Linked DNA regions of Mus musculus: regions 1, 2, 3 and 4 are each linked to region 5. The links are chromatin loops, found by intact Hi-C in ENCODE. Cell type or tissue: heart. All regions are shown on one strand. Region 1 has its middle 16 kb from the start of Gm41062. Region 2 has its middle 58 kb from the start of Gm15322. Region 3 overlaps Map3k1 (mitogen-activated protein kinase kinase kinase 1). Region 4 has its middle 40 kb from the start of Gm15322. Region 5 has its middle 29 kb from the start of Ankrd55.

Region 1 (5,000 bases), 170 kb before region 5:
CATTGATCAATAGTTCTAAAGAGCAGATACTAAAGAATGCTCATTGCTAAGTAGGAACTGAAGTAGGCTGATGTGTTGAGTTAGAAGGGATCCTGGCATCTCATGGATAGCCAACCCAATCATGCCAGTCTCCTTGCCACTTTGCTGACTGTGAGAAATTAATTATTTTCCTTTCTTTATACCATTTTCACTTAATAATGTCTCCAACAAAGTTCCTTCTATTCTTACCATTCTGTGTGAAGGGCACAGGCATGGGGTACAAGGGCACATGGTTGTTATAGTGGGAATGAGAAGATTCATGTGCTAATCGAGTGTAGAGGACACTGAGTACCAGGAGGGAAGGGAGAGTCATAAGGTGTTTCCCAGGGGAAACCTGGGCTAACACCCACTAATGTGATTCCTTTCTGCCTGTTCCCTTCCACCCTCTACTGACTGGCTTTGTGTCAACTTGACACAAACTAGAGTCATCAGAGAAAAAGGAACCTCAGTTGAAGAAGTGCCTCCATAAAGTCCAGCTGTAAGGTGGTCATTGAGGAGGGCCTAGCCTATTGTAGTTGGTATCATCCCTGGGGTGATGGTCCTGGGTTCTACTAGAAAGCAGACTGTGCAAGCCATGGGGAAGCAAGCCAGTAAGCAGCACCCCTCCGTGGCCTCCGCATCAGTTCCTGCCTCCAGGTTCCTGCCCTGCTGAGTTCCAGTCCTGACTTCCTTTGGTGATGAACAGCAATGTGGAAGTGTAAGCTGAATAAACCCTTTCTTTCCCAACTTGCTTCTTGGCTATGATGTTTCGTTACAGCTATAGACAGCTTAACTAAGACACACCCCGAAGCTCTCTGATCACAGTCCAGGACTGAAGGCCTATTACTTTTCCCACTCTCTTTCTCACCATGTGGCTGAAGAGACCCAGAAAATTCAATGTTGAAGCTTTCAAAAAAAAAACAAAACCAAAAAACCCCACACTCAATAGTGGTGACACACAAAAAACCACTTTTCCTCCCCAATTGCATCTTTTGTGTGTGTGTGGGGGGGGTGGAGAAAACATGGAAAAATCCTTAGAGAATCAAGATATTCAGCCATTTAGAGAAACAGTTGAGCCAGGTGGTGATGGCATGAGCCTTTAGTTCCGGCAGTCAGGAGGCAGAGACAGGCAGATCTCTTGAGTTGGAAGCCAGCCTGGTCTACAGTGTGAGTTCCAGGGCAACCAGGGCTATATGGAGAAATCCTATCTCAAAACAAACAAACAAAAAAAAAAAACCCAAAAAAACAAAAAAAAACAAACCAAACAGAATAGAAAAGAAACGGGCTGGAGACTGTTTAGGAATACAGAGGGAGACAGAAAACCCAGAATGAAGCAGTGTGCACTTTCCTCAAGTTGGCCCGCGCTGGGCCTCGCCTTGGACTTCTGGTTCTGACTTTGAATTTCTGGACCTTACTGGGTGTTTGAGCCCCCCAGATCTCTCAAACAACCTCATGAACGCAGCGGGTGAAGTCTCTTCGTTAGGATTCTTACCTGAGGGAGCTCCAGCCTGTGTTCCCAGAGCTGCATGGTCCTTTTCAAATTGACAAACGGAGGAGATTTTTACTTTAGTTGCCTGAGATTTGTCTTCACAGTCACATCCCTGTCTGCTTCTCTGCTTCCTGTTGGCGTTGTTGTCCTGTAAGGCTCCTTGTGGGGATGAGGGTGGAAGCTTGAGCATGGCCGTTCACCTGGGCCTCGCACGAGGATGAGGGACGACGATGTTGTGCATACGTATTTGCATGGCACTGGTTCAGTAAAAACAGGTATTTCCTCTGACACTTCAAGACGTAGCTGCACTTTGTGATTCTTACTCTCATTTAGAAGTTCTAAATTCTTTGAAACACAAACCTCACAGTAGCTCTTCTTGTGTTTCTGCCTTCCTGCAATCTCATAGTTCTCTATACAATTTCTTCTATTCTGATATTCAAGAGCATCTACATATTGTACCTTTAATACCTGGCTATCTGAGTCTATGCTACAGTGAACACAAATGCACCCTAGGAAACAGGAAGTGGGAGAAACAGATAGCAAATCAGAGGCTAGTGAATGAAGTCCAAAGAAAGGCTTGAGAGAGCTGTTAAATTGCCTTCTTCTCACGAGTCCTACTGTCTATGGCACTCGGACAAAGATGAGGGGTCCTTAAGCTGGAGGAGTCAGAAGAGGAAATTCATTTTTTTTTTTAAATAAAAAAGGCGGAAAGGAAACACTGGTGTGGCTGGTTGAGAAGCTGAGTGATCTGCCAGCTTGGGCTGGAAGTGGGGGGTAAAGATGAGGTGACAGCAGGATGGGGAACAGGAAACCGAATTAAGGAAAACACGTGGTCTTCCAAAGAGGAAACAGCGGTCTGAAAAGAGATGGTAAAACCAGTCCTTCCAGGCTAATGCCTTTTGTATCCCTCCTCCCTACGGGAAGCTCAGCTGGAGGTCCGAGGAAGCTGAAAGAATACCATGGAAGCCCAGGTTACCTGCCAGGAGGAAGGAGGGCTGTGGGGAGAGCCGAAGGGCGGGGGACAGGGTCACGTTTTTCTTGGCATCGGGATACTTTCAAATGAGTTATTTTTTCAGAAGTTCCCAAGGAGGATCCCTTACCAGTTTCCAGCCTCCATTTGGGATTTGAAACCTCCAGGAAGCAAGGACCCTTCCCATGACCTCGCGTCTTCCTCTCTAAATTTAATTTGGACACTGAGGGAGAACTGGCAAGGCAGGGGCTGGAGCTTTGTGCAGTGCCTGCAAGTAGGGTCTCTCCCCAGTACTGGCAGGAACCAGTCCCGCTCTCAATTAAAGGCTGTTCTGGCAAGTGAGGGATATTGTTTGGGGTTTTGGCAAGTTGTTTAAAGATTTGGCTTGCGTGTTCTTTTCTTCTACGAAATAAGAAGTTTGGGCTGAAACAGTTTGGTTCTTAACTTTGAGGGAAGGTGGTCTGAGACCCTTTTAGGGAATATACTGAAGGCACATAAACTGGCTCCCACGGACAGTTTTCAGGGCTTCTGTTCTCTTTAGCACAGGATTTCCAGTGTCATTTTCCTTCTCAAAGAAAGCTTAAATGTCTTTAACTTTGGAACTCGGACTTTGAGGCATGGCAGGTGAGCAGACGTGTGTCCCTTCTATGCTGAAGGGTAGGTCTATAACAGTCCCAACAGTGCTCCCCCTCAGTCCCTGCAGTTAGAATAGCAGTACCACAGGGTGCACGTTCCCAGACAATCTTGGGTTGTCATGCTTTCTTTAAGCTGCAAGTTACTGATACTAAATCTGAATATTTCTACAGTCTTTGTCTTTTTTTTCCCCCAGAATCTATTTAAGTCTGTGAGATGAAAATTGGAAATGCAACTTCATATTCTCACGCTACCTATCTCCTGAGCCGGGCTCACAAGAAACATCCGCTCTGGAGTCGTTGAATTCAGAATTCAACCGGGTCCTACCGAAAGCCAATGAGCTCCAAAGGCTTGGTCAGGGTTCTCCATAGGGTCCCAGGGACAGATGAGCATGGTAGGATCTGTCTAGCCATCTTACTGGGTGTATACCAACCCAGTCTCATTTACAGAAGAGCAAAGAAATACTAGTGTACTCCTAAATGCTTCCAGTGGCAAAAGTCAGGTCAAAAGGCAGGATGTCTGCACTTGGTGTCTATTTATGGACTGTGAAGTTTAAACAGAGACCTCCATTTAGAATTCATCTGCCCATTAAAACTGCTTCCCAAGTTATTATCTGCAAGGAAGTGGACAACACTTGAATCTTTCTCTGTAGTGGGTTTGTGTGTGTGTAGATGTTTTGCACGAGTATAATTCACTGATCAATTTTACCTTGTCAAAACAGAAACTGTCTGTCAAATACAGGATGAGGCTCATTAGAGAGATGCAGACGATAGCACAGCAGAGGGGAGGATAAACCGACTTACTGCCCAGCAACAAGGAAACAAGAGATTATTCAGGGAGCAACTGGAAAGGACAGAAAATGATACAGGGGTCACGACAGACCCACATCTAGTGAACGATACGGCTATTCAGCAAATGATACTGAACGGGCAGAAAAAGTTTCTCAGTAATTGGTAGGTGATGGTAATACATGATCAAGGGCCTGACACTTGAGTAGTCAGCAAAATAAGCCCAGATCTGGTTTTTTCCCTTCTACGTGGCTGTGGTTTTCCCAGCTGGACATTTCTGACGATAGTATGTGTCCACCTAATGTAGAGACCTAATGTAGAGCTGTCTTTGCTCACCACAGAAAGTAGCTAACGATGGCTATAGTCTATTGTTAAACTTGTATGACAGAGAGAGGCACAGAAAGAGACAGAAAGTGTGAAAAGAGTCTAATATATACAGTATGTAATATATAATACATATATTAAGCAATATTATGTACAGTGTATGTATGCTATTATATACAGAAAACAGTCTTACAATTTTAAGTGCTTTTAACTGATTAGAATGTACTGTCGTGTGATTCAGAATTCAAAAATTACAGAAAATAAAACAGCGAAAGTCCTTGTCTTGGTTGTATTTATTTCCCTCTGGAAAGTTGTTTCTGACTGTTTTGACAGCATCCTGTGTATTCTTGCAGAGTTTTTCCCCTTCAGGATTGCCCCCTCTTATTTATTAAGCAATTGAGCAGGCTTTTCTGTACCTTGCTTTTTCTGCTTGAATAGAAATACAGTTTGGAGGTTTTTCTATTGCCATCAAACTCTTGAGTTTCCAGTCTCCCTTTGTAGTTTGGCAGCATTCTAGTTTATATGTACTGTGGTTTACTAGGTCCATCTCTTTAAATGACTATCCTAGATCCAGTAAGATGGTTTCACGACCTGAGCTCAATGCCCGAACCCACATGGTAGAAGGAGATAGCCAACTCTGCAAGTTGTTTTCTACAGGAACACATACACACATGCACACACACACACACAAAATAAGATATAATAATATTTAAATGAGCACATTAGCTCTATCAACTATCTGGGCTGAAGAAGATTGCCTGTTTGTTCTCCATAGAAA
Region 2 (5,000 bases), 320 kb before region 5:
GCCTTCACGAAAGGGACTTATATGTTAATATTTAACAAATGTGCATGGGCACTGGGCTGAAGTGGGAGCAGCTTTCTGGAAAGATGTTTATCAAATGTTTATTAAACCTACACGCCTTTCTGGTGTGTGTGTGTGTGTGTGTGTGTGTGTGTGTGTGTGTGTGTGTGTGTGTGATTCCTCAGGACCCATCCAGTCTAGTTTTTGAGATACAGTCTCTCACTGGGACCTGGGGCTTGACAATTAGGCCAGGCTGGATGGACAGTAGACCCCAAGGATCTGTCTCTCAGCCTTTGAAGTACTGGGAGTGCCAAGTGCACATCACCACCCTCAGTGATTTTTTCACTTTTCTGTAAGCTCTGATGATCATACTTAGGCCTGCATGCTTGTAGAACTAGCACTTTTCACCTCAAAGTCATAGCCTTTAAAATGGGCCTAAAAACCCCTCCAAACACACACACACACACGCACGCACGCACGCACGCACACAGACAATCACGTCAAAACAAAAGAGGTGGGAATTTCTCTGGAAAGAATGGCTGAAATTGGGGCAGAAGGACCCCCACAACGACATAGAGCTTACTAACGTTAGCTGCACATGTGCAGACCCAGTGTGAATCTTTTTCCAAAGCACATTGTGTTTACCAATGAAGCATGCATGCATTTTCATGCTTAGGTTTTAAAGAAAGATAAGCAAATTGGGAGAGAACCAAGAATGTGTTTGAGATCTTAAGAAGAAGTGATCACACACACAAAACAAATCAATAATTTAGGGATATATCTATTGGGCTAATTGAGAAGCAAGTATAGGAAAATATATGCTTGTAATCTGTCCTTGGGTAGTCGATATACTAACTCTTAGAGTGGTTATAAAAATATACACTCTGATTACATTTGGAATTAAATTTAAAATGTCTTTACTGGGTTGTGTCAATTGAAATTATATCAAAACCCTGTCTCGAAAAAAAAAAAAAAAAAAAGAAAGAAAGAAAGAAAGAAAGAAAGAAAGAAAGAAATAAATTATATCAAAAATGTTGGCAACCAGAGAGCAGAGGCAGAGAGGCTCAAGGGCGAGTTCTGGCTGCAGAGAACTTGTTTTTACCCTTGAGGGCTGGGCATAGAGTGATTAATCATCATAGGATATCAGATATATCCCCTGTCTCATTCAATAAGAAAGAGGCCAATAGTCGAGAAAGAGATGGGGTGGAGAAAGGGTGGTATGGATGGATCAGGAACTTATTATTGCGTATGTTTCCTCAGTGTTTTGTCAAGAGCACCCAGTGCTCACCAATTCTACAGTCTACTCTTCTGACTCCATTGCACCGTTCAATCCATCTGAAGAATAGTAGTCTATGAGTTTTGACATAGATTGTGTGACACAAACACACCCAGGTACAATGTATACTGTCAACTATGCCTTTTCCTAAGTAATTCCTGCTCCTACCACACTCTCAGAGGCAATCTACAGCTATTCCTGTGAGAGTGGGTAAGCATGTTTGTGTCTTACCATTGGTTAATTTTGCCTGTCTAGGCATTTCATGTTATAATCATAAAACATGCACTCTCCTGTAGAAAAAGTTCCCTTCACTTGGCTTAGTATTTTTGAGATGTCTGATTTTGAAAAGTTGAAAAAATATCCCTTAGTCTTTGGCGATTCTTGGGTTAGCATCAGGAATGCTGGGTAATGGTGGCGCGCCTTTAAACCCAGCACTCAGGGGGCAGAGGCAGGTGGATCTCTGAGTTCAAAGTCAGCCTGGTCTACAGAGTGAGTTCCAGGACAGTCAGGGCAATACAGAACCCTGTCTCCAAAATCCAAAAATCAATCAGTCAGTCAGTCAGTCAGTCAGTCAGTCAGTCTGCCTGCCTCCTGCCTGCCTACCTGCCTATCTATTTTTTTTTTTAAACTGAAGTGGTGAGGGTAATGGGGAGAGGAGAGGAAGTGGATCCTAAGTATAGAAACTCGGGCCTCTTAATTTTCTGATGCAAAACTGAGGACTGGTTCTTGTCAAGGTCATGCAGGTTGAGCTGAAACTGGAACCCAGATCTCCTGACCCACTCTTGGAACAGTGAGCCAGGCAGCTGAGCGAGGTGGTTGTTTTGAGCCGATGCCATGTGAGACTAGAGAGTTTCGACAGAGCTTTGCTTAGAGGATGTGAAACTACACTAACCTCATGTGACAAGAGAACCTTGGAGGCCTTGGTGTGGGGCCAGGAGAGGAAGTCTGCATGGCTTCTGGTTACCAACTCCACCTCTGAACCCACTGGCCTGGGGTGACTTATGGCGAACCTTCTCATTTGCAATAAAACCAGACATGGGGCAGGGAAAGCTTTTCTACGGCAGCGTGCAGAAGGCAGGGCACTGCTAAAAAAAGGTAGGTGGGCGTGGCCTCTAAAAGGCACCTTCAGCCACATGCGTGCTCCTCCCAGAGCAGGGGGATCTGGAGCTGCAAACAAATCCCTAGGGAGGGAGAGATGCTGTGGTTACAGACACAGCCTTTGTGTCTTGTATGCATGTTCCAATTCAGCCCCAGATGACAATGACCTGGTAGTTCCTGCCTGCCAGCTGTTGGCTGGCCTCTGTGAAAGTCCCCAATGTTTGGGCCAATGCCTCGTGGGCAGGTATCCATATCATGAGGCCAACTGGCACTGTTGGCACCTTTGTTGGTCAAATGAGCACAGTGACTTGGGACAGAGGTGGCTGATCCACCCTCCCTACCAGCTGGCTGGTGGGAGCCTGTGGGCAGGTGCCCTGGGGAGAAAAGGGTTCCAGTTGCCATGGTAACTGTTCAAAAAAGGAGGTTCCCTCCTCAAGGCCAGTTTGGTGTCTTTTCTGCAGGGGAAGAAATGGATCTGTGGCAGCCAGGCCGGCCGTGTATATCAATTCGTGCCTCATCTGTTTGGAATCTTTACTTCTAATTGGACCTATTATTAGTGTCTGGGAGAGAATCTGAGGGCTGGTGGATCTGTTGAGAGATGTCATTATAGCAAAGACTAGGTCACCAGAGAAGTCCCAGAAGAATCATTCCCGTGTATACCAAGCAGAGCTGGACAAAGAATTCCAAAGGCTTTTTTTTTTTTTTTTTTTTTTTTTAAAGGCAGACTTGCAGGTTGGACGAGTTCTCTGGGCTATTCCGGGATATGGAGATTAGCACTGACTGAGGCCTTCACCCTAGATGTCCTTTGGCCAAACTGTCCTGGGCACAGGGGTGAAGGGACCCTGGTCAGCTTGCTGGGCCTGGCTAGTTTCCCACAGTGAATGCATTGTAAAGAACCAAGCATTCTCGTCGATGCTGTCTCTTCTGTAAAGGTTTCACGTATGCCTTTACCTTGGACGGACGTTTCTGGCTTTGATCAGAAAGTCCAACTCCTTCATCTTACTACTTCTGCATCTCGCTTCTGATGAAAGCCATCCTCACGCAGGTCACTGGGTTGAGGGTCAGTGATTTTTCCCACTCAGCCTTTCTTCTGTGTGTTGGTATAAAGATCCTCTGTTCCAGGCTTTGAGATGATTGGGAGAAATACTAGCACTGTGTGAGTGCAGGAGCTTCTGAGCCCCTTCCTGGGGCAGGGCGTGGATTGTGCTCTGTTCTGCCTACTGATAGCTAGTCAGAATCATTTAGATGGGCTGGTAGGTACCTAGGATTAGGAAATATGACTTATTCTGGCTAAACCTGAACACCTTGCCTGCAAGTGTGGCCGTGGTGGACACAGCCATCAATTGTCTAACGTAGCAAGTGAGACTAGAACAGATCTTCCTGCTGCTGCTTGCCAGCTGGTTCTGGTTCTGGAGACCGAATTACACACACACACACACACACACACACACACACACACACACACACACACACACAGTTCTCACTATATTTTCCCAGTAACGGATTGAACTTGCAAAGTGTTGTCCTGTGTCCTACTGCTAAGCAAATATTTAGAATTTGTCTTCTGAGCTGGGACACTGGGGATGCAGAGAGAGACGGGGCATCATCATCTGCTATCCCAGAGGCCCTCACAAGGGAGAGACGGCAAGGAAAAGGTCCTCACAACTGTCCCGAGTTCCTTCAATGATGGACAATGATATAGAAGCACGAGTTGAATAAACCCTTTTATCCCCAAGTTGCTTTTGGTCATGGTATTCCATCAAAGCAACAGAAACCCTAACTAACACACTTTCCTGGCATGCTCGAGGCCACAGGATCTATCTCCAGCACAGACTGCATAGAGCAGCCATGGTGGCACACAACCATAATCCCAATACATGCAAGATAGAAACAGGATGATCAGAAGAAGTTCCAGGTCATGGCAAGTTCACAAAGCAAGTTCAAGGCTGGGCTACATGAAACTCTACCTCAGAAAACATGAACAGAGCAAAGAACTGAATGCCACCACATCATGAAGAAAAACTGTGATTTCTAAAAAAAAATAATTCTAGTAATTTTGTACATTTATCCTATTAATTTGTTTTTGCTTGCCCCAAATTTTAACTCATTGCTGAAAGACCTGATTATAGGCATAACAGTGTTTCAGGATTGTTGAGTTATTATTATTGTATTTGTTGCTATCCCTCTTTTTTCCCTCCTCTTTCTCCCTTTCTCCTTCCCCGCTTCCTCATCCTCTCATGCCCCACTTCTTCTTGAAATTTGGGGTTTCCTTTAGTGGAAGAAGAAAAAGAAATAGTACCAACGAGTCCCTCTGCAGCTCAGGCACTCTACCTTGGACAAGAAGAGTCCTTGTGCACAGCAGTAGCCACAATGATGCCCAACTCCTTTGTAACCTCCTAGTGGAAGCGCTGCATGTAACATACCTTCTTGGTGCCCTATAGATTGTAAAGACACGAACAGAGCACATATGAAGGAGAGGAGGCTGAGAACATAGCCAAGGGAGAAAGAAGAGCAGAACTGATAAAAAATGTCAGAAGGGACTAGAGTGGGGGTGAGGTTGGGGGTGGGGGTCTTTTGGGGAGGGGGTGGTCATAGCAACCTCACAGGAAGAACATCCAATGACTGAGTC
Region 3 (5,000 bases), 470 kb before region 5:
TGGAGGGAGCTAACTTTCACGCCTCCCCCTGCTGACCTCTTGTGTAAGTAAAATGGGGAGACAGGGACTACTAGAACTATGAACACTGCTGCTGTTACACTGTGCTGTGGAGACTGCCTCAGGTCCAGGTGCTGCTCCAGGTCTGAGCACAGCCAAGACTCACGGTCATGGCTGAGGATAGACTCTTACAAAAAGGTTAAGTAGTCTATGAGCTCTCAGTTACGAGAGAATTTGGGGGCTTTAAAACCAGGTCTTTCTGTCCTCAAAGCTTTCTCCCCTTCCACCTAAACCATGATGCTTCATATATATGTGAATGTATATGTATACATACATATATACTATTGCATACTATTTCATGTATGCAATACTTACTATTGCATACATGAAAGCACCAAATAGAACCATTACCCACCCCACTGCCGCCTTTTCCCATCGGGTTCGGAAGGTAATACTTGGCTAGAAACATGAAGAACATGAAGACTATGGTGGAGGCTCTTCTGGGCTCAGGAGTCAGGGATTGGGTCTGTTCAGTGTGGGTACTAGGATCATATAATTTCTGTCAAATGACAGGTGCAATTTCCCTACGGCACGAGGACACGGCATCAGAAACAAAGCTTCCTAGAGCAACCTTGGTGACCAGCATATTTAAACGTGGGACTCTTACATGATCTCCATCTGGTCAGAAGCTATGTGGATCACACACGCTCTGTGATAACACGGCCCGGGAAGACACTCAATGCTTGATGATTTTAAGAACAGTACTAACTTAGTTACTAGGCATGGGCATCGTTTCAAAGCTCTCTTAGAGACATCTAAAGCTGTTAAGAACATTCAAGCTGTTAAGTAGCGAGTGCAAAGCATGGGTTTCCAGGCTGTTTTACACGAAAACATTACTGTTGCGGTCTCATAGAAGATTAACTGCATCATCAATGTCATCCCTTAAAAGACACAGAGCCACTCTCCATATTGGCGTGCAGGGAACTGGAGAGCATCAGGGGCTGGAGGGGGGCTAGGAGCGCCTGCCCAGGCTTGGTGGCAGTGCAGCCACAGTGACATCCTACACTGAGGTCCAACTCTCTAGCACAGGCCTCTTTGTGGGCACCTGGCCTACTTTGCCAAGAACCGGGGATAACATTACCAGAAATGCTTAATTTGTATCAACTCATGAAATTATGGCTTATTTCTCACTTTTGGACAGGGTCGCATATATCAGTTAAAACCCACTGTGACCAAGGATGGCCTCGAGCTGCCTGCCTGCCCAGCTTTCCCTTCCAAGTGCTGGGATCATCGCTACCCCTGGCTCACATTAGCTTCTGAGGGCTAATCTGAAAGTATAACTTTTGCCATAACCGAGTATTTTATAATTTTAAAACCATCTTCTCATGACTATTAGCTATTCGGTCAGTTAATATTCATTATTTAGGCATCTGTCATTTCAAGATATATCTTAAGCTCAAACAACAACAAAACAAATGACTGGACTCCTGTGAATTACACTTGGTGCTTCTGACTTCACACACACACAACACACACACACACACACACACACACACATTCTATACCACGTTCTAACTCCTTAAAGTTGTGGGTTTAAAAGATTTATTTGTGTGTGTGTATGTGCGTGCGTGTGTGTGTGTGTGTGTGTGTGTGTCTGCATGTGTCTGAGTACTGCCCATGGAGGCCAGAAGAGAGTGTCAGATCTCTCAGAACCCAAGTTACAGATGGCTGTGAGCTGCCATCTTGGTGTTGGGACCCAAACCCAGGTCCTCTGCAAGAGCAAAAATGCTTGTCACAGCTGAGCCATCTCGCCAGCCCCTGTAGTTGTATTAATTAGTTCATGATCTTGATATAAATCCTTTTACAGGCTGTATAATACAGAGGAACATGTCGCAAGTACGGATCAATTCAGCCCGTAGGTTACATATCCCTTAAAAATTACCAGATGCTTGTATAGTTCAGCAAAGTGGAAAATCTAAGATACATGCCAAGTAATTAATTAAGCCATGTTACCAAAAGTGTATCAACCCTCTAAAAATCATGACTACAAAATTATGAAATAGCATTCCTTAGCTAAGACGCTGGCATGTTTGCTAAGCGTCCATGTCTCAGCTTCTCAGCAGAGAGCACACTATTTATTATTAAAACCCTGAGACTGAAAAGGCCCAGGTGGATCGCACTCCTCCGTAGGTCTGGATTTGCAGGTGGATCCCAGGAATCCCTGCAGTGACAGGATCATCTCAGTAACAGGATCATCTCAGTAGCAGCCCCACCCCTGAGAGTGCAGCTCCCAGTAGATCATGGCCCCAGCCACATGCCATATGTCACTCTCCCTAGTCACTCTTTAGAATAGTTCTCTTCTTCTCTGCCAATGTGTCCATCATGAGACGAGCCAGTTGGTTGGGACACTGAAACGTGCAAAGTGCTGTTTAGATGGTGTTAGGAGCATCCTGGCTGCCGGCTGCCCCTTTACTGCAAGATGAACCAACTAGAGCTGACTGCCTTGTCTGGAAAACCCGAAGGTCACAGGAAGGGAAGGGGATCAGGAAAAACGACGCTTTGCTCGGTAGGGGGCGCTCTTTCCTTAAAAATGTAATTTAGACGATTATTAATAGCAAAGGTAGCCTGCCCACAAATCACTTCGAACAGAAGCAGCACTCACTCTGACATCCTGCCCCAAATATAGCTGGAGTCAAGGTCTTCCTAAGTATGCCTTCCTCACCTCAGGGGCACCCTGAAGCCGTCCTAAGTGCCAGTGTCTTTTCACTTTTGATGACTCAGCAGGATCACACTTCTATGGCTTTACGCTGGCAGGGCTTGACTCATGACTGTCGGGTGCGTGCTTCTAAACCTCCCGTCGGAACCACTTTCCAGTTTTAACAACAACCGTGTACTGGGCGAGAGTGTGACAGAAACTATTATTCCCACTAAACCAACAGCGACTCCTTCGTGAGCACGCGGGTCAGCCAATGCTCTCTGTCAGGAACAGCAATCTCACTTAACTCTCAGTCAGGCTGATAACGGACGACACAGTTCTAAGCCTCAAGACTTTCAAACTGAAACATGAAAACCACTTGGCAGTGTTCTGATAGAACCTGAGTTTTCCTAGCACGAGGGAAGGGAGAACAAAAGCTAACCCTACCATGCTCTCCCGAGGTGTGTCCCCCCAGGACTGGTGCCCGTGCTCCCTTCATGCAGTGCTCCCTGGGGCACGGCGGACTTTTTTTTTTAATTGGAATTATTCCTTTGAAGGGAGAGTGTTTTGCCTGCATGTCCATAGGCGCATCCGGAGTGTGCTTAAGTACCGGAGGAGGTCAGAAGAGGGTACTGGAGTTACAGTTAACTGGGACCGGAGTGAATCAACAGTGCTCTTAACTGATGAGCGGCCCATCTAGACCCCCTCAGCCCCACCCCTTTTATCAGCCTATGGGCTCACATTTCCAAGGCCCTATGGTCAGTCACCCCATACTGCCCTAGACACTAACTGAGCTCCCCTCAGGCTACAGCCCCTGTAACAGTGCAGAGAACCTTCCTCCAGCCTCCTCAGCACACAGCTCCTCACTCGTCTGTCTGTCCCTACCACCAGACTGGGAATGAAGACAGAAGTGGGTTTCAAGTCTACTATCACTGTCTTACTAGAAAGGTTGGCACAAGGGATGGACTAGGCAAGTACATGCTGAGTAGGGTGGACTGTCCTCCTCGGACTGGGTCTACCTGAGGGCAAGATTTGTCTTACTCAGCTTTCAGTTTACAAGCAGTGCTAACGGATGCCCCTGGTATTTGCAGATGCTTGTGAAGGAAAAAAAAATGCCCTTCCTTCCTGTAGGAGCCTCCGAACCAAAAAGATCCTTCTCTGGTAGAAACATCTGCTGTGCCCTGAGGGGCGCTGCATGGAGAAGGGAGGTCAGATGCTAGGCAAGAGGTTTAAAGAGACAGAATTTGGCCCCAGGAAAACACCAAGGCAGGATTAGCAAGAAACCACCCTGAGTCCAGATCATTTGTCCTTAGTCAGGGGGCTTTCCCATTGCTTGAAACTTGCCCATGTGATCTAGTTAATTTGATTTTCCTGAAGTTAGTGACAAAACACAGCCCCGAGGAAGATCCAAGAGTCTGTGTCGGGGAGGCGGACAGCTGTGCCGTCTCAGCCAAGCAACCTGGGAGGCAGTGGAGAACTAAGGCAGTCAGGGGGGTGGTGTCCAGGGATGGCAAGTGCAGGAACTGCGAACCCAGACACAGGGTAAGATAGAGCTGGCAGGAAGCAAGCAATGCTGTCTGCACATAGTAACTGTATGGGTGGTGGGCTTTCTTATGACATTTCATACATGTGTGTAATATACTCTGATGTCCACCACTACCCTCCCGATACCTCATCCCACTGGCCCCCTTCCTATCAAATAGTCCTCTTTCTACTTTGGGGCCCGTGTGTGTATGTCACTCACACACACACACACACACACACACACACACACACACACACAATTCCACAGAAGAGAGAAAATATGCCGTATTTATCTGAGTCCTGCTTACTTTAACATCTGTGCATTTTCCTGCAGACAGCATGGCTCCGTTTTTCTGTGTCCGAATAGAATTGCCTTGCGTATGCTGACAGCACGCTTTCTTTACCTCGTCATCCACGGATGGGCGCCTAAACTGGCTGTCTACCTTGCAGAGAGTGTAGATAACTCTGCTGTATTCTGACTTAAGACTCTTTAGGAATCTGCTGGGGGTGGGACAGCTGGATCACACAGGAATTCTGCTTGTGTTTGTCTAAGGAACCTCCACGCTGGCTTCCACAGTGGTTAAACTAGTTAACATTCCTACCGGCAGGCCACAGCCCCCAACTCAGCTGCAGGTGCTGGTTTCCCAGAGGCAGGAATCTCAAAACAGCCTTTCCTTTTGGGTTTTTAAGACAGTGTCGTCTTACGTAGCTAAGGCTGGTCTTGAACTCACTATGTAAGTGAGGATGACCTAACCTTCCTCCTCCTATACTCCCCTCTGCTGGG
Region 4 (5,000 bases), 310 kb before region 5:
CACATGTGCCGTTGCAGAGTGGCACTGACTACTGCTGGCCACCACGCATAAGTTTGGACAAACAACCAATGTGTACATATGCAGTAAAGTTTTTTGCAAAGACACTGCCTGGCCCGGGCATGATAATGAGGCTTTGAGAATATAACCAATCAGATGTGAGACATGCAAATGAGGTATGATAATGAGGCTCTGTGAGGTACAGAGAGAGAGAGAGTAGCCAATCAGATGAGGAACACGCAAATGAGGTGTAGTGCATAACCAATCCGGGTGTGAGACACGCCTCTCCTAGGCCTATATAAGCAGCACCAGTTCTGGGCTCAGGGTCTCTTCGCCTCTGCAATCAAGCTCTCCCAATAAACGTGTGCAGAAGGATCCTGTTGCAGCGTCGTTCTTGCTGGCGAGTCCGGCACGCGCAGACACTCCTGAGACTTGAGGTGGGTCTATCCCTGGCCCAAAGTTCTCTGGTCTTGTTCCCTGTCTTCCTCTGCATTCCCTTACATATAAACCCCCCTTTTACATTACAAGAGTTATCGTGCCCATCTCTGTAGTCCATATCTTTGTGTACTTTTAGATGTATGGAGATATTTCTAGCGGTGGAATTTCTGTATCACATGTACAGACTTTTCTAACCTTTCCAGACACTGCCAAGCATACTTATCCAAGTTGTCCCTACCAAGACTCGCAGCATCAGTTGATAGTAGCCTCTTTTTCATTATGCTCAGCAATGTGGCATCTGAGTGTGGAGGTGGGTACGGGCCAGTGGATTTAGTGAGGGGCAAGTCTAGGATGGCCACTGATGTGGTGGACCATCTCTCCCTTCTCCCTCCATCTCTCTTAACTCTAACATGGACAAAGGAAAAAAATCACATCCAATAGAAGCCACTCTTCCTTTGATCTTGAGCTGTGCTGAAGACTGGTGACTTTGGAGTCCCTGTTGAATGGAGGCTGATGAGTACTGAATGTTGAATGATAGCACCTCTTCCTTGCTCCACAGGTTTTCTAGATGACCACTCCCTTTGAAATGCCTAGAAGAGGGTTCACATATCAGTGATATAGGCACCACAAAAGCAAGGCATGCAAAGTCCTGGCAAATCCTGTGTTTGGGTCTTGTCCTTTCTTGTTCAGAGTTTAGCGCCTCTGTCTGGGTGTCACTGGGGTGATTTGCATCTTGTTGTTGCTAAAGATCTCAGCCGTGGGTGTTTTGCAGTTTAGGCTCACTTCTGTTGGAGGAAGAAGAAATGGTACAATACAAACCGAGCAAGCTTGCTACAAAAGATGTTAATCCTTTGTTAATGAGGAATGATTTAGGACAACAACAAGTTAAGTCAGTGTCTCCAGGCAAGGTTTGCGATTGTGTTATCTGAGAAACAGAATGCAGAGATCTACTGAAGCAGATATACCATGCAATTTGGCTCTAGAGATTCTGGAAGCTACAGAGTTCCATGGACTACCACACTTAAGCTAGAGAAACAGGACAGCTCGTGGTGTAGTGTCAGTCCAAACCAGAGGAAGGACAGAAGGAAGGAGACAGCAGGTAGGACAGCTCCAACAGAGGAAGTGAATTCTTTCCTTTTTTGCTCTAACTAGCCATCAAGGGCCGTATATACCTATCTACATGCTACGCTTGATAATGTTAGCCTGCAGAGGTGAGAGCATCTTCTCTAGTCCATCTCATAAAACACTTGCCTTCTCTAGACATAGTGAGAAACAACCTTTTGTCAACTCTCTGGGCATCCCTTAACCGAGTCAAGTTCACACATAACAATTCAGTTCAAGCTGAGAAACCATGAGAGTGTCCAGTGAGGAGAATCAGTTCCTAACTTGTTAGCATGGTGAATATGGGGTTTTAAAGCTCAGGGCGTAGTGCCTGAAGAAAAGCCTGCCCTGCTGAGGAGGGGAAGAAGGCTGACGAGCAGCAGGTCGTTGTGAACATAAAGTTTCTGTCCAGTCTGATTGAGTGGGATTAACTCCGCATCTGGGACCTTGCAATCTCCTGTTGCTCTCATTTCCCTACCTCTTTGCTTTACTTCCTCACAGCCTCCTGGAACCCTGAGGAATTTATTAATGAGGTCCAATTATGAGAAACGTCAGGGTTTTAATCAACTTTGGATGTATGGCTGACGGGTCCCGCTCAGCCCCCTCTGAGAGAATGCACATTAAACAGGATTTGCTATGAATTACAGAGTTGATTTCCCTGCTGTTCGGCAATTTCAGTCCTATAGGCCCTTCCCCACCATCCATAGCACCCCCTCTCCCCCTCCTACCTCCTCTTCCTCCCCCACCCCCACTGTCACACAACAGCAGATTTCAGCTGACCCCCCTGTCCCCATTTTGAAACTACAGGATAAGCAGAAAGCTGCAGACTAGCAGCACTGGCTGGCTTCTGTCTCAGACCTCCCGTTCTTCACTTGTGGCTTTCAGCTAGGTGCTATGGAGAGACTTTTCCTGGCCATTTCCACCCTGCTCTCTGGGGTAAATAGCCTGTTTCCTCTTCCGGGCTATTTTTGAAGACAGATTAGAGACTTGACAAAAACACTTGGAATAACTCTTTAAGCAGGTTTTCCAGACACCAGCGGAAAGAAACAAAGACTTGGGTGAGAGAATAAGAGAATAATACTGTTCTGTTTACCATTCCTGATGCTTCAAACCTCACAGAACAAACTGTGGGTCCTTTCCGACCGACCATGGAAAAGGCAAGTTTCCAGGGCGTGGTCTCCTGTGCCTCCCTTTGCTCTGGGAGTTCCAGCCTCCCTTCTGCTGCTATGGGAATGCCACACGTGGTATTCTTTTGGTCATTTCCTCTCCTGGGAGAAGAAGGCCCGGCTCCACCCTGTGTGGTTTCACAAAACGATGCTAGGCTCCTGGGAGCCTGTGGCAGTGAACTGCTAACATCCTCCTAACTCCTGCAGGGGTAAAGAGCCTCTGCTCAGCTGATTAAACATTCTTCAAGGGAAGACTTTTAAAGGGACCATTGCACAGTGTGGCTAGGTTTTCCATAACCAAGCATTCTGTTTTTACACGGTGGGAGGTGCAGTTTTTGCTTTGTATTTAAATGAAATGAAGTAGGTTAGAAGATTGGCTTACAGAGGTGGGAATTTCAGCTGCTAAATAGTGCATTGATTAAAACTAAAAAAAAAAAAACGAGCAAAAATTATGTTAGGCACAAAGGCAACAAACCTCGAAATGTCACCAATTCCTCCTGATTTTCCTGTGTTTTGCTCTTCTCTGCATTTCAGATGATTTATATCTTCCCTGTATGTTTTATGGAAGCACTGTGGCATGGAGCAACATTGTTTATTTCTCCTTAGGGACGTTGCTGTCATGATGGACATTTGATGTTGGCCATGTTGGAAGCTTTCCTGTGTTTGAAACTGACAAATGTTACAAATCAGGGTTTGACCTATTTATTCGTGTATGGCTTGTCTGGAATCTAGATTTAGGAAAATGATGGAGAAAGTGTGGGAAAATCTGAGTTAAAACTTTATGTCTACAGCTGAGCATGGTGTCTCAAGCCTGGAGCGCTAGCACTTGGGATGGTGAGGCAGGAGGATTGCAAATTCCAGACCAGCGTGGGCTGCATAGCAAAAGCTCATCTAATTTATTTTAAAAGTCTGATGACAGGAGACGTTTAGGGGATCAGAAAGGGGATGTTGGTGGCCAAGTGAGGATAGTAGGGGGGTGGGGTGGGATATAATCAAAATGTATTACATGTCTGTGTGACAATAGCAATAAAAGAGGTGTTCCTGGTAACTAGCTTTAATTTGTGCATTTACAGTTGAGTCGCAGCCAAAACTGAGAAAATATCAATTCTGTTCTTGAAAGCTCTTGATTTTTTTCAAGGAAGTCAGTTGTGTCTCCAGCCTGTGCTGATTCGTGTTCTTCTTACCTAGAGAAAATGAGCACCTCAGAGTCCCATCAGAACTCTCCCCGGTGAGCTGGTTGTTAGACAGCTCCCAGACCTCCACCGAAGGGAAAAATGGCCTTTGATGTCATGGGGGAATGTCTTATCTCTTTTTTCTGGTTGTTTCTCTGTAATAGGCTTATGTTCTTAAGTCCTGATAGTCCAAGAGGCTGAAGCCACATGTATTAGGAACTTCAAAGGTCGTGCTGCCCAGTCTCCCTTCACCAGATGGCCTGGAAGAAGGTGCTTTCTCTATTTAGTCCCAGCTGGAAGATGCTATGAAGGACGCTGGTGTGACTTGTGTGACGTGGCCAGGAGAGCAGATTTCTCCCCTAGGCTCAATGACAGCACATAGTAGCTGTGTACACCAGCTATGTGAGTCTTGTTAAGACCATGTCTGCGGGGGGATGGGAGTGGGCCCATGCTGCTAAAAGGAAGAGGTGCTTTGGTAGATGAAGTGAGAGTCTTTTGGCCAAGTGAGTTTAGGCTCATCATTTTATTGTTTGAGTTTCAGTGAACAGAGAAATATTGTAGTCCATCTCATTGGGTTCTTGATTAAGTCAAATAAGGCGCAGGTTTACCTTAGTTGGGGGTTACCATTGTTGTCGTAAAACACCATTACCAAAAGGCAAAGGATAATATATATATTTCAGCTTCCGTTCCCATGATCATCACTGAGATAAGTCAGGGCAGGAACTCAAACAAGCCAGGAACTTAGAAGCAGGAGCTGATGCAGAGGCCATGGGGGGATGCTGCTTACTGGCTTGCTCCTCATGGCTTATTCAGCCTGTTCAAAGGACAAGCTGGTGGGGGACATAGTCTCTCTTCTAAAATGTCTCTGGCTTGTGTCACGTTTACATACACCAGCCAGCACAACGTAGTATTTCACATACAGAAATTCTCCGATTTATTGCTATTATAGCGTTAAGTTCAGGTGACATTTCCTAGACCACAAGTTTTGATAGGGCAAGCGTCTTCCCAATGTTTACACCAGTTTTAGCATCCCATGCAGTTTTTTTTTTTTTAACATAATGGGCAAAATCCCCATTTAACCATTAACATGTTTACTTAAGAGCTCCTATAAACCAACTATTCTCAT
Region 5 (5,000 bases):
CAGAAAGAGACTTACAAAACGGTCCTGCAACCAGACCTCTCTCTGGATAACTAAAGGAAATGAAAGCAGTCTATCAAGAAGCATCTTCATGCCAGTGTTCACCACAGCACGACTCATGCATAAGACACCAAAATACATGTGCTCTGTGGAGTGCAATTCAGCCATAGAAATAATGTAATCTTGTCATTTGCAAGAAAATAGGTGAAACCAGAAATCATTGTGCTAAGTGGAAAAAAAGAAAAAGAAAGCAGGCACAGAAAGGTAAGTACCTCAGTTAGCTTAGGGTGGCTTAGGATGTGAGGACCGAAGTGCACGGACCCAATCCTTCTGTTTACTGCTCTTCCTGTGGGTGCAGTAGTAGTAGTAGTAGCAGCAGGGGCAGCAGCAGCAGCAGCAGTTGGCTCCAGCTTTCAGAGACCCCAGAACCAGCCTTTTCATGCCCCTCTGAGAAGCCAGCCTTAGATTGGTGATTCCAGAAAGCTTTACTCAGCCCTGGATTATCCTCAGAGCAACAACTCCACCTCTTGACTTCTGTTTCTCCAGGCCTTCACTGGTCGTTGATTTCTTCGTTAATTCTTTTCCTAAAGCTAACTTCAAGTCCCATAGATCAGTTTGAAGTACTCAGCTCAGCAGACAGGCATCATCACACACACCTTTAATTCCAGCACTCAGGAGGTAGATGCAGGTAGATTTCTAAATTAGAGGACAGCCTGGTCTCCATAGTGAGTTCCAGGCCAGCCAGGGCTACATAAAGAGAGCCAATGAGTTGCCATCTGTATTTGGCCATCTTCCCAAAACACCCAGAACACCACCAGGTCTATAATGTCTTTCAAATCACTTAATTACAACAATAAAAATGTAGATTAAAATGCTCCCTGTGAATAAAATGCTCTAAACATTACACTCCAGCAGACTCGTTGACCATGTCTCCCAGCAACTTTGAAGGAGCGGCAAGGATGATCATCTATGCCTGTGAAACTGTCTCCCCTAAGCAAAGCTGATTTTATGGGTTTAAATTCTTGCGTTGTACAAACATGAGCAAACATACATTGTTCAATGGTCCCTGATGTGACACAAAGGAGAAAGATAGCCACTCTTTCCTTCTGATGGTGTCCCTCAACTTCACTCCCCCCCCCACACCACACACACACACACACACGCACACGCACACACACACACACACGCACACGCACACACACACACACACGCACACGCACACGCGCACGCGCACGCGCACACGCACACATACACACACTTTGTAGAAACAATAATGCCTCTTTCTAAAGAGGTTTGAGATTTTTCTCAAGGTCTAAGATTAGGATTAGAAAGGGAAGGAGGTCACGTGGCTTTGTGGGCCATTTAGCACCATCGCCTAACCATTAAAAATTCTACAGGAAATTTTGACTTAATGTCTTCTTTGCCCTTGACAGGAAAATCACTTTGGGGGATTCTTGACTATAGTTTCTAGACCGATTTATCCTGGAAGATCCTTTTGATTCTCAGAGATTACCCCTCCTCTTTCACAGATGCCTTCTGGGCTGAGCAGCTAATGTATGTCGTCATCGATGTGCACGCAGATGTTTCGCAACCAGCTTTCAAACACTGCGGTTTATATCTAGAATCTAGAAAGCCGCCCCCCACCTCCTCCCAAAGACCTGTGTACTAAAGACTTAGTCAACTTGGCATTACTGGGAGATGACAAACGTTTTAAGAGGCCTAGTAGGAGGTTGTGTAGTCCTTGGGGCCCTCCTCTCTGCCTCTTCCTTTTCTACCACATTCTGACCACATGGTCAACAGTTGCTTTACCACGGCACCGTGATATGATTCTACCTTGCCTTGTTACACAAGTTCACATGCAATAGGACCAAGTAGTACCTCCAACCCCATGGCCAAAGCAAACCTTTCCTCTTTGTAAATTTGAACGTCTTTGGGTATTTTGTTGTAGTGACAGAAAGCTGGTTAACACAGGAGGAAGGTCCTGGCTTTCCACACTTGCACATTTTTATGGCCCTAACAATCCTAACAATGGATCCTGTCCATCTATCTATCCCCGTGATATCCCTTAGGTAGGCTGCAGAAAGAGATATATAGAGTTGGTTATCACAAGCTTATTCTGACCTGGATGCTTATAAACACTTATGAGCCAATTACACCCACCAATATCACTTAAGCAATGTGTTCAGGGTACCATGGAGATAAGGATTTAGGAAGCTAGGCTGGAGTCCTCCGTTCCAGGTGTTTGCACGCTTAAGCCAAGGAGATGATTTTTCTGTGTCCATGACTGCTCAGTGTCCTTGAGAGCCCTGTATCCACAATCTACAGAGGTACATGGGATAGGACGAGAACAAGTGGACAAAACTCAAAACTCTCAGTGTTTTAAAGTTGAAACCAATCTCCTCGCCAAGGCCCATGAGATCAGACACTTCTTTCTTCCCAGGCATCGGCTCTACCTGGTCAGAAATGTAAACTCCAAGAGAATTTAAACTGGCTTTCTGACTGTAGAGGGTTTGCAAGTTTGAGAAATTAAAGACAGAGCTAGCTATAGGCAAAGCCTGGATGCTCTCTGAGATGAAGCACCTCTGACCCCAACTGGCTGCTGCAGTGCACTGCATCTCTAGATGGCCAAGTCTCAGTGTGTAACCTGAAGGGCTGGATCTAGCCTGTGCACACCTTGACTTGGTTTTGTTATTGTTGATGATGATGTTATTGCTGCTGTTACTGTTGTTGCTGTTGTTGTTGTTGCTGTTGTTGCTGCTGCTGCTGTTATTGTTGCTGCTATTGTTGTACTTCTCAGGGTGGCAAACAATTCTGCTGCACTATACAGAAATGATCCAAGAGAAAGTGTGCTTGGTTTTCCATTTCTCACTCTCTGGTCCTTTTGCTGCCAAAACCCTAGATCCTCCTTCTCTGTTTAAGTCCTTCCTGAAGATTTCAGTGCTGGACATGAAATTTTGCCCACCAAGTTATTGGTCAGAGGGGCCCTGGAGGGATCCAGAACTATGTAGGCTGTTGTTTGATCTTGGTTGCCAACATAACTAAGTGGGGTTCAGGGGGAAGTTCTTTTGCTGAATACACCATACACTTTAGTTGAAAGACATCAAGAATTCAATCTCAAACTTATCAGGAAGTTCTCTTCCTGCTGGCTAGTTTTCATGGTGCTGGAGGGTGTTGGGAAGTTGGCTCAGGAAGAGAAAACAGTGGTCTTACCCACATGCTATGTGGTGTTACCCACATAACAACCTGCCAGCGCATTGTGCCCACTGATACATAATAGTTGTAGTGGTAACCAATCATGTTCTGATTGGATTTGAGACCTATTTCACTGGAGGGACTTCATATCTGGCACTGTAAACTGAGTTAAAAACTATGACTAGAGAGATCTAGATAGTTCCAGTTTTAGACGAGGGACTTAATGGTGTTTCCTGAAATGGTAATGTGTCAAGCTGCCTTCTCACTATTTATATTTACACTCATAGATTGTGCTGCTCTCAAGCTAGGTCAGAGAAGTTTCTTTTTGCCCTGATGCAAAGACTCAGATCTTGTAGAAGTGCTGTGAACAAGTGAGTGTGAGAATTCAGCAGTAGATGGTTCTTCTATATCACCTCTACTCACTCTCATCCAAGGCTCAAGGAAGACATGACAGACGAAGGTACGGGAAGAATGTAAGAGCTGTAGAATAAGGAGGGGCACTACGTTCCGTGAAGTGCTGCGTTCCTAACATAACAGAGTTGTTGCACACCTATTAACTCACAGCATCTCTGGCTGGCTACACAAGACCTGTATAAGATCAAGCCAGTCAAAGTCCCAGCATGGATGGAGAGGGGGTTACATGATGGAACTAACATTCCATTTCTAACATCGAAGCCACTGACAGATGATGGCTGTTGAGAGACAGAGTCACATTTGTGGGGGAAATGTAGCCAATAATAGATTGCCTGTGTCCTACTTTATGTCCCCATGCTTAGGCACTAATTGACGCTAGGGAGTTAGTTACTAGTAACATTAGTATTTATAATTAAAGAAGGCATGAAATTGGGAGGAGGGTGGGCTGGTGGCGTTCTGAGGTAGTTTGAGAGAAGTATTGAAGAGTGGATATGATTACAGTACATTGAATACATATATACGTTTTTCAAAGATTTAATACTATATCTCCTTCCACCACCTATTCTGTGACATCGTCACCCAAGGCACATACTTTCTTCTGATGTCCATGGTGAAGCTAAACCACTAAACAGCAACCAAGCAGGCCTGGGTCAGGCACTGACTCTCCAAAGGGGGCTAAAGCTTTCAGTGAAGTCTGAGGCCACAGAGCGCCGTATGGAGTTAGGATGCTCCATCTATGGGTGTGCTCAGCATCCGACCCATCCATCCAGTCTGGTGTTTCTATGACATCTCTCGCCCTGGTGCTCATGGTGCTGGTTCATCTCAGCTCTCCTCCCTCTGCCTCTCCTAAGTGCTGGGATCCCAGGCCGCCAACCTCACATTTCCCAGTAAGGCCTGACTGACTCCTCTTTGCTTCTTTAGGTGTCAGCTTTCAGCCACAAAACCCAGTCTCTCTTCTTAAGAACTTCTTAAGAACTCTTCTTACGCTTTCTGCTCCTGTTTCTCTGCTCAAACAAAGTGTGGGATTAGGCTCTTCGATGTGGTGAAAGATGCATTGCTCTCTTAGAGGAGTGACATTTAACCCCCAGGATCCCCAGTGCACGCACAAAAGGCCCGAGAAACTCACCTAGTCTCCAGGGAGCACAGGTGCCCTCGTCTGCATTTGAAGTAGAGAATAACATTGCAAACACATCCACCTTTGGCAGAAAAACAGAAAGCAGTTGTGAATCCTTTTGAGAGTAGAGAAAACTGAAGGAAACAAAAGGGGAAGAAACAGAATTCTGACTCTGCTGGCATCAGGGGTGGTTATTTTTATGTTTAACTTGATTGGATCAAGAGAAACCTAGGTGGGTAGAGAGGCACACCCCAGTGCGTGTCTGTGGTGGTGTTGCTAGACA

Evidence for each region. Hi-C counts contacts between places; a loop is a spot of excess contacts. Peaks named below come from ENCODE experiments on the same cell type or tissue, not always from the same donor. Only the 100,000 strongest peaks of a DNase experiment are listed, where the experiment ranks them.
Region 1: it touches region 5 in a loop (2.7-fold over the local background); 4 of 42 quality-filtered maps call a loop at or near these places.
Region 2: it touches region 5 in a loop (2.2-fold over the local background); 4 of 42 quality-filtered maps call a loop at or near these places.
Region 3: it touches region 5 in a loop (6-fold over the local background); 41 of 42 quality-filtered maps call a loop at or near these places.
Region 4: a loop joins it to region 5, with 3 times the contacts of the local background. A loop is called at or near these places in 10 of 42 quality-filtered maps.

The regions. Positions count from the first base shown.
Region 1 is chr13:112,082,309-112,087,308 of GRCm38, forward strand. No RefSeq gene overlaps it. Among named protein-coding and RNA genes, the nearest start is that of Gm41062, 16 kb to the right of the region's middle. In heart, no CTCF peak of the experiment used is centred here; a DNase peak (open chromatin) is centred at 2,423; H3K27ac peaks cover 1,244 bases.
Region 2 is chr13:111,934,006-111,939,005 of GRCm38, forward strand. No RefSeq gene overlaps it. Among named protein-coding and RNA genes, the nearest start is that of Gm15322, 58 kb to the right of the region's middle. In heart, no CTCF peak of the experiment used is centred here; DNase peaks (open chromatin) are centred at 2,186, 2,606 and 3,166; H3K27ac peaks cover 1,023 bases.
Region 3 is chr13:111,785,765-111,790,764 of GRCm38, forward strand. The region is part of intron 1 of Map3k1 (mitogen-activated protein kinase kinase kinase 1); the gene reads right to left. Among named protein-coding and RNA genes, the nearest start is that of Map3k1, 21 kb to the right of the region's middle. In heart, CTCF peaks have their summits at 2,559 (motif pointing right) and 3,310 (motif pointing right); DNase peaks (open chromatin) are centred at 2,286, 2,627 and 3,436; H3K4me3 peaks cover 1,193 bases; H3K27ac peaks cover 1,577 bases.
Region 4 is chr13:111,951,923-111,956,922 of GRCm38, forward strand. No RefSeq gene overlaps it. Among named protein-coding and RNA genes, the nearest start is that of Gm15322, 40 kb to the right of the region's middle. RefSeq lists an enhancer at 978-3,649. In heart, a CTCF peak has its summit at 2,898; DNase peaks (open chromatin) are centred at 2,419 and 2,809; H3K4me3 peaks cover 253 bases; H3K27ac peaks cover 1,744 bases.
Region 5 is chr13:112,257,016-112,262,015 of GRCm38, forward strand. No RefSeq gene overlaps it. Among named protein-coding and RNA genes, the nearest start is that of Ankrd55, 29 kb to the right of the region's middle. In heart, a CTCF peak has its summit at 2,604; a DNase peak (open chromatin) is centred at 2,576.